Linked DNA regions of Homo sapiens: region 1 is linked to region 2. Evidence: chromatin contacts called from ENCODE Hi-C data. All regions are on one chromosome and are shown on one strand. The core of a region is the stretch at or near the end of the contact, and the rest is flanking DNA. Distances in the headings are between cores, read along the strand shown.

The links. Hi-C counts contacts between places; a loop is a spot of excess contacts on that map. Pooled maps may share reads with other maps.
Region 1: a loop to region 2 is called in a pooled map, with 2.1 times the contacts of the local background. The contact joins two enhancer-like sites. A Hi-C loop is called at or near these places in 3 of 168 maps with a recorded cell type or tissue (dorsolateral prefrontal cortex, gastrocnemius medialis and psoas muscle) and 3 of 50 pooled maps.

Annotation. Positions count from the first base shown.
Region 1 is chr6:4,458,138-4,462,338 of GRCh38, reverse strand. All of the region lies in intron 2 of LOC105374894 (a long non-coding RNA gene), which reads left to right. All of the region lies in intron 2 of LOC107986561 (a long non-coding RNA gene), which reads right to left. Among named protein-coding and RNA genes, the nearest start is that of LINC02533, 29 kb to the left of the region's middle. Within about 2 kb of position 1,463, at least 13 of the 41 ENCODE cell types and tissues checked have a DNase peak (open chromatin) inside an H3K27ac peak, as active enhancers do; they include gastrocnemius medialis and psoas muscle, where a contact is called at or near this core.
Region 2 is chr6:4,394,913-4,399,409 of GRCh38, reverse strand. No RefSeq gene overlaps it. Among named protein-coding and RNA genes, the nearest start is that of LINC02533, 92 kb to the left of the region's middle. Within about 2 kb of position 1,937, at least 5 of the 41 ENCODE cell types and tissues checked have a DNase peak (open chromatin) inside an H3K27ac peak, as active enhancers do; they include gastrocnemius medialis and psoas muscle, where a contact is called at or near this core.

The DNA.
Region 1 (4,201 bases), core at 214-2,713, 63 kb before region 2:
ATTGGCTATAGATATTTTTGTTGATGTTTTGATATAGAAGTTTTAATTGCCAAAATGAGCATCCAATCATCTGGAAATTCTCTGAGTAATGAAGATGGCATGCTAATGATTGCCATGGACTATTTTTTAAAAAAAACTTTCCTGCTTTTGTGTTTTATTTGTCCCTTTTGTTCTTCCTACTCTTCTCCTGACCCCTCAGGATTGAATCCAGAAAGATGTATTTTCATGAGATAGGTGAAGGCTGGGTATCAATTTTGGAGAATAGGAAATATCATTGGAAGAATTACAGGTGCCAGTAACACAAGTTAAAACAGTACACCTTTATTATCCTTGATGCCATACACAACTAAAACTGTAGCCTGACAGCATTTGGGGCATAGCTTTAGCTGTAGCAACTAAGAAGATCTTTAAGGGGTGATCATGGCTTAAGTGTGCACATATGCCCTGCGTGACACTCACATACGTTGCCTCAGCGGAGAACTCACTGGCTGTGTCTTACTCTGAGCCAAACAAAGACAACGCCAGCCCATCTGGCTCTGAAACAATTTAATATCTTCTCTTTCCTGTAGGTAGACAGAGAACCATTTGAAAGTTAACTATCATGACTGCATATTGCACACACATTTTTAAACTTCTAAAAAAAAGAGAGAGAGAATGGCTACAATGAAGAGCGTCAAGTCCGCTTGTCAAATCTTGTGGTAAGAGGACGAGAAATGCTACTTCAGTAGCCACGAGTATTTCTGAGATCGCTAAGTAGCACTTGCTTTTAACATCTGCTGTTCAAGACCCTCATTTGTAGCAGCCTTTTCTGTTTGCTTCTGTTCACATGCGGAGGCAGGTGGGGTCAGATCCAGTTCAGGTTTCTTGAGCCTCTGATTAAAATGATTCACACCAAATCTCCCTTGGCCCCAAATACATCTTCACATCAAATACTGGTTATCTCCTATAAAACTGGGAAGCAAATCTAGGCTCCTTCAGTGTGCAAGGCTTTGATCGACCCAGTGGATCTTGCTGCTTTCCTAAAGCATCAAGGAGACTGCATTTCGTTTTCACAGTGTGGCTCCCAGGAGGGGAACTGAAAGCATTACAGATGATGTGTCTGCAAATACAATAAAATGTTCTTAGTGGGCGAGGAGGACATTTCCGACCCACGGTGCAGAGTGGATGAACTCACTGTTGGTTTTCCCGGGAAGAACACGGCTATTGTCACTTGGCTCCTACTTGGCGGATGCCGGCTAGGCTGGGGCGCAGTCAGTGAAGAGGAACAAAGTTTTCCTCTGTGCAAAGCTAATTGACCCATTCCCGGATCAAACCTGCAACCTCGGCCTTCTTGGCACCAGCCACAGACTGACTGAGCTAACGGGGACAAACTGTTTCCAAGTCATGTAGGAACAAATCCTTCGGAGCACAAGGCGTCTGCTGCCCGGCACAGGCTTCTCAGCGAGACCTTGGTGAATGGGCTGGAATCTCTGCACGGAGCAGCCAATTGGCAGGCAACTGACAGCCGCTGGCCTTTTGCACACAGGGCCTCACTGGAGCTGTACTTTGTTTTGCTGAAGGTGACTTATTCACACATCCCAGATGTTCCCTGTAACCGAGAGCCCTGGAAACAGCTACCGAAAAACACATGTGTTTTCTAAAGGCCTGACAGAAATAAATATGAGCAAACAGCCTGAGGTTGCTGTCTGATCACCAGGCAGTCTAAGGGCTGACCCCATCTCTTCATTTCCTCTCTGTGCTGCTGGGCCTCCCTTCCCTAATGGGGCAGGATCTGAACAGCTCTGGTTGTAGTTTTAGGGTTTGCTGTAAGTAGTTTGAATGTAATAAACTCATAGAAGAACATTAAAAGTGTTAAAAAGAGGGCAAGGAGAACAGAAAAAGCTGGTATTAGCTTGAAATGAATATGTGGAAAATGCAAGTATACTTTGAAAATGATAGCATCGTCTCATATTTGCTTTCGATTAAAACTTATACAGGCATTTTCTCCCTGCGGAAGCCTAAAGCTCTCCCTTGGAGGAATGTCAGCAGTGACACCTAGGTAGCCTCTGGCAGCTGAGGGGTAAGACACAGGAAATCAACCGCACGAATGCATTTGTCCTCCTCCTGGGACCCGGGCCCAGCTGTGCAGGATGCGTAATGCCCCTCTTAGGTTCTCTCGGCATCTCCCTAACTGGCTGCCTCGCTTCCACTTCCTTTCTGTCCAAATCCAGCCTGCAAATGGCCATGACACGGATCTTCCCAGGGCCTCACCAGCAATAAGTCGTTTCCCTACATGAGATGGCTTCATGCTCCACCATGTGAAATGCACGGGGAACAAACAGCAGTTGCCTCTCCTTGGCTTTTGAGACCTTCCCCTGTCTGCCATAATCCTACTTTCCAAACCCTCTCCTGACCCCACCAGGGTTGCCTCTGTGGCCCCCGACTCTTCCTGTTTCCCAGACCAGGTTGGACCCCATTAGAAACTTCGTGATGTTCTGCACCTCCTCTTCCCAGCCCTCCTCACAATCCCAATTCTCATTTAACCTCTTGTCCGCTTCTGTGAGCTCCCTGTGAGGGCCAGAGCTGAGCCATCTTCCTCCCTGTGTGTCTGCAGTGTCTGGTAAGGAGGTGCTCTGTGAGTCTTTGCCGGTTGAAGGAATGACTCCTCTTAACAACCAGCTGGCCCTGCCTTTTAATACTCCACATCCATTCTGTTTCGTCGTTTCTACCCCTAAGACTATGCTCCTGTTGCTTTCTCTACCTGAGAAGGCCTTCCCTCTTCCCATCCACATCCCACTTACCTTTGCTAGCCCCCACTCAGTTCTTTATCCTGTACAAGGTCGCCCTTGACCCCTGATCTCTGGCCCATCTGATCTGCCCTGAGTTCTCCCGCTTCCACATTCCTAGGGCACTCCCTGCACCACGGATGCAGGCCCTAACACATGCTACCTTGCAGTGTGACCTGAATTTTCCCCAAGTCTGGCCTCCCTTATCAAATCTGTATCCACCTTCCTAAATTCCTAAGAGCCCTGAGCAGAGCTGAGCACAGACCAGCTGTTCGATAAATGTCTGACTCACTATGATTGGGCAACTTTCCTGCCTCTCTCTGATTATCTACATCCTGTCCATTGTTCCAAGTCTGGCTTCCTTTGAGGTAGCTTTGTGGATGATGCCCACGTTGACCTCATGCCTGGCTCATGGTGTAAATCCACACTTTGTGGAACTCTCACCCCTTTTGGGATGACATGCTTGAGCACACACTCCCAGTAAACACACATAGTCCATGATCTGTGAACTTGACGTGGGTCCTGTTGTACCCTGACTCTCTGGATCACTGGTCTACTCTCAGGGGAACACAGAATGCACACTGGCGGCCATGGGGCTTCAAGGCACCGCTTGGCACTTTAGCCCATCTCATGTTGCTCTTGGACACCAGAGAACATAAGGCCTAAAATGTGTGGCTGGGGGTGTTGCCTTTTTGGGATAACTTTCTGTGCAAGTTGGAACTTCTGGTCCTGTTGTTTGACGCATGTATCTCTCAGTATAGGAGGCTGATGGTGGAACCCTTTGAGACCAGGAAACCCAACACCAGGAGACCAGACATTTTACTGGACACAGACAGACACTTATTTTAAAGATGCCTACTGCGCCTGGCACAGAGTAGAAACTTAACATAAGTTGATTTAAATTAAAAGCAATTGTGATCCTTGATGGCCAGCGCCCTACCTCATTGTACTGAAATGTCCTTTTAATGTGAACCTCGTTAAAAAATTTTGAAAATCTACATACTCCTTCAGACATTTTTAAATTGACATCTAACATCTTCATCATCATAGGGTTAAATAAGTTTACTTCTTATTAACAGGAGATAAAAAATGTTAAATATTTTATATGGTAAAATAAGATGAGAATTGATTATAATTGGAATACATATTTTATATTATTTCAAAAAAATATTTTCATTAGTTTATTGATTAAAGGATGACATATCGGAAATATATCAGGTGAAATTTTTGTTTGTCTGATTTATTGTATTTTGAAAAATCCACTCATCCTGCAAAAAATTCCAGTTACATTTATTTAAATGGATCAGTATCGCAGCCCTATATGACTTAGACATTCTGAATTATGAGCCCTCATGGGCCAATATGCCTTCTCTCTTGCAGAAATACGTATAAGACAGGAGAAGGCAGAAAGCCTTGTGAGCTCAAGGGCCTTGATT
Region 2 (4,497 bases), core at 688-3,187:
AGCCCTGCAGAATCAAAACTGATAAGCAAACAAAGCGTGAGGCTGAGCCACACTGTGCAGTTCTCCTTGAGTGTTCCATCCTCATGACAGCAGTGGGGACTGAGTGTTGTTAGTCCTGTTTTCCATGCGAAGAAACTGAGATGCAGAGGCTCAGGGCCGGCAGATCATGACTTCAGTGCTCCTTCTTTCCTCTGCCACAGGCCACTCTGGAGAAAGCTCGTATTGGTGCTGGGTGCGTCAGATCAACGTTCCCCAAAGCAAGGTCCCTGGATTACCCACCTCAGTATCACCTGGGAAGTTGTTAAAAATATAGATTCCAGGCCCCAGACCAGCCTTGCTGAGTCAGAATGTCAGAAGCTAAGGCTAGGGGAGAATTCCTCATAGCTGTTTCTCTGGCTGAGGTTGAGATGAGGGCGAAATGCTTCCCTGGATGCATGTGGCATGTGTTCCACCTCCAACAGCTGTTAAGAATCATTTCCATTTTCTTTAAAGGGGCTTTAAAGGAGGGAGAGCAAGTTGAGAAATTTGATTCTTGAGCAGAAAAAGATCCAGGAACAGAAAGTCATTCAAACAGTGACCAATTTAATCCAAGTTTATTAGTGTATGTATTCTGTGGCCCCTTTTTAAACAGACGTGTTGTGTTCCAATGTATCTGGCATTCATTCCTCCTGTTGACGCTTGGTGCAAACAGGAAAGCTAGTGGACCAGTGACTCAAACTGGATTTTATGGAGCCTCAGTCTCCCTTCTTGGCTTGATTTCACTGAACAATCTGTATCAGTTGAGATGCCTTGAGAAAACTCTGTCTCAAATAGGTTTATCTAATAAGGAAATGGGTTCTCTCCCATCACAAGAGGCTCGGGTGGGTCTCTGGATTTGGTTAATTCAGTGGTTCGATTATGTCAGAACGGACCAGCTTCTTCCTGCCCAGCCACCCCTGTGAGGGCTTTATACCAGGCTGGTGGCAAGTTGGGCTGCAGCAACCCAGGCATCATGGAGCCACAAACAAGCTCTGTCTGAGACAGTAAACTTTCCCAGAAGCCCCCAGCAGCGCTCCTCTCAGGTGTCAGGCTGGAGTTTGCTCATCATGGACCCATGCCTAGATCAGCCACTGGCAGAGGGAGAGGAGAAAGCCACCATCGGCTTAGACCTCTCAGGATCAGCCCTCTGAGCTGGGGTCTTCCCTGACACACAGGCAGACAGGAGGATAGATAGCTTCACAAAATCAGGATTCTGCTCCGAAGAAGGGGGATGAAGGAGTGTCAGCCACAGTTTCTTTCCCAGAAAAGAGCTGGTTTGGAGAAGTCACATACAGTGAATCCCAAGAGTGCCTATTACCCTAAGAGGACAGGTTTTACTGCACCCCTTGATCCAAGTGAGGGCTGAAATTAAGCCTCCTCTGCTCTCTGCTCCTCCTGCCTACTTCACATGCTGAAAGCAGACACAAGCAGTGGTTAGGGAGGAGGATGGAACATCTAAGGGAAAGGTACAGAAGTCTATTTTTTGTATGTGTCCTGTCAATTCCATCCAGAGGATATCCGTATCTTATGTTGTCCTTCAAATTGAAGCTTTGACACCTCTAAAAATATAAGACAGTCTCCGTGGAGGCTAGAGCTTTCTCTGGCAGAACCAAGGAGAGGGCCTCAAACATATACTCAACAAATATTTGTTGGGTGAATAAATGCGTGGATGGATGGATGGACGGGATGTTTGATGAGCACGGTTACACGACAAACTTTAGACAAACTTCTTGCAAACAATGCTGAGTGCTCTAAACAATGCTGCTGGTGAGGTCAGTTGCAGGGCTGGAACTGTGACCTTGTGGAGCTGTCTGTGATCTGGGGTTGGTCCAACCCTTTAGTGTGCTCTAGACATGATCTGTGGGGACAGCTGCTGAGGTCAGCCCTGGCTTCAGTTCCTACACTATGAGGGTGAGGAAAACAACAGCTGGCAAGGGCTTTGTCTCAGTAGGCATCCCCAGGCCTGTGAACTTCGTCCAGCTGAACTTCCCTCCAGGGGCCTGTCGGCACAGAGGGAGGGAGAAGCTGAGATTTTAAGTCTACTTGCTTGATTTCACACTCTGGCAGAGTTGATCCAATCACCGAGCTTGGTGAGCTCTGATGGACTGCCGTATTTTTTCCTATTAGCACTAGAGTATGCAGGGAAACTCCTTTATTTAAATTTATTTTTTTCCAGTTAGAAAATATTTACTTTTGGTGGCAGATGTTACATACATAAGAAACTAAGTTGAGCCTAAAAAATACTGATTTGGGAACTCACTGGAAGTAAATATGGCTGCATCGCATGACCCTGGAGGCCAGAAGTCAAATCAAGGTATCAGTGAAGTTGGTTCATTCTTTTAAAAATCTTTTTATAGTTTTGATAAAATACATGTAACATACAATTGATCATTTTAACAGTTTTAAGAATATAGTTCAATAGTGTTAAGTACATTCACATTGTCGTGCACCAATTTTAGACAGATTTTTAATTGAGGTATATACTATAGAAAAGTACACAAATACTAAACACACAGCTCAGTGAATTTTCACAAAGCAAACATTCCTGTGTAATCCATCCCAGATTAGAAGACAGAATATTATCAGTACCCCAAGAACCCTGCATGCGCCCCTCCAATTCACCCCCACCCATCCCCAAAATGACACTATGATCCTTATTTCTAGCACCATAGGAGTAAGTTTTACCTGTTTTTGAACTTCATATAAATGGAATTGTATGTGTACTATTCTGTGCCTGGTCTCTTTTGTCCAATGTCACGTTTGAGAGATCCCCCCGTGTCATAGTAACAGTAGTTTGTTCCTTTTCATCACAGTGTAGTATTCCATTACATGAATATATTACAGTTTATTTATCCATTCTATTGTTGATGAATGCATGGAGTTTGTTTTCATTTTGGGGTGATAATGAAAACAATATAATATTTATATTTATAATGTTTAGATAATTATAGTGAATATAATTATATTTATTATTTGCTCCATGAATGCTTCTCTGAGCTTTCTTGGAGGTACATTCTTTTGGTGCATATTTGTAATGTAAATCCAGGAGTTGACTTGCTGAATCATAGGATATTCTTGTATTCAAGTTTAGTAGCTACTGTCAGAAGAGTTTCCAAAGCAATTGCTCCAGTTTCCATTCTCACCAGCAGGGTATTAGTGTCCCAATGACTTTACATCTTTACCAACAGTTTTTTTCATGTTCGCCATTCTGGTGTGTGTTTGGTGGAATCTCATTGGAGTTTCCTTTTTTTTTTTTTTCTCTCTCGTTGGAGTTTAATTTGCATTTCCTTGCCATACATTTTTTTCATATGTTTATTGGTCATGTTGATATCCTCTCTGATGAAGCATCTGCTCAAGTCTTTTACCACTATTTTTTAATTAGCTTATCTGTCTTTTCTAATTGATTCGTAGGAGTTCCTTATATATTCTAGGAGTTCTTTATATACTCAACAGAATATATAAGGAATGAATATATATATATATATTCCACAGGAGTTCTTTATATATTCAACAGAACTTTTGTTGGATATATGTATCACAAATGTCTTCTCCCATCCTGTGGCTTGCTTTTTCAATCTCTCCCCAGTGGTGCCTTTTGTTCATCAGAAGTTCTTAATTTTAACATAGTTCAAATTATCACTTTCCTTTATGGTCACTGTTCTTTGCATGTCCTGCTAGAGAAATATTTGTCTACCCCAAGAGCTATGAAGATATTTCCCTGTTATTCAATAGAAGCTTTATTCTTTTGCCTTTCACATTTAAATCTACAATCCACTTGAAATTTTGCCTTGCTTTTTACAAATACATTCATTGTAATACTTCAAGCTAAATAACTCAGATGTGCCAGAGAATCCTGGTCCCCAGGGAACAACTTCCATGTTTATTACTTTTGTCCCTATGAGAAAATACTCTTTTTACCCCAATCTGTAAAAAGATGATGGTGAAATAAGCTAAGCTTCATTTTATTGACAACTGCAAGTGTTAGAAAACTGTTAGTGTACGTAAGGTTTCTGGAGCTTCCTAGAACTTTATCTTTATGGGTGGGTTCTGACTCTCTATTTTGCACTCTTCTTGGTATTTATTTCTCGAAAAGGAGACTGAACATAAGTATTTCCCTTTTGTTTGACACATAATGCCTGGATCTATAAACTTCTCTCTTGCTGGACTAAATTTAAAGAGCTATGTGTTGCCTACCTGACATTGATCTTTCGTGACTCACCTTTACCTGACTGGAGTCAATGAACGGTCTGTGGACAGACAGCCTTCTGGCTGCATTGCCTTTGATTGGAGGCATTTTCCTTCTGTTTGCATTGTTTACACTCTAGGTCATAAAGCTGTCTTCTTCACCAGATGGGAACCTCCTCAATATATCTCAGTAGTTGAAGTGGCTTGTGAAATCCTGTGAAGTGGAGAGCTGTTCGAAATGTTTTTCATGCTTCCTCCTTTCTCCCTCAGTACCACCCGATGTGCCTCCTGCTG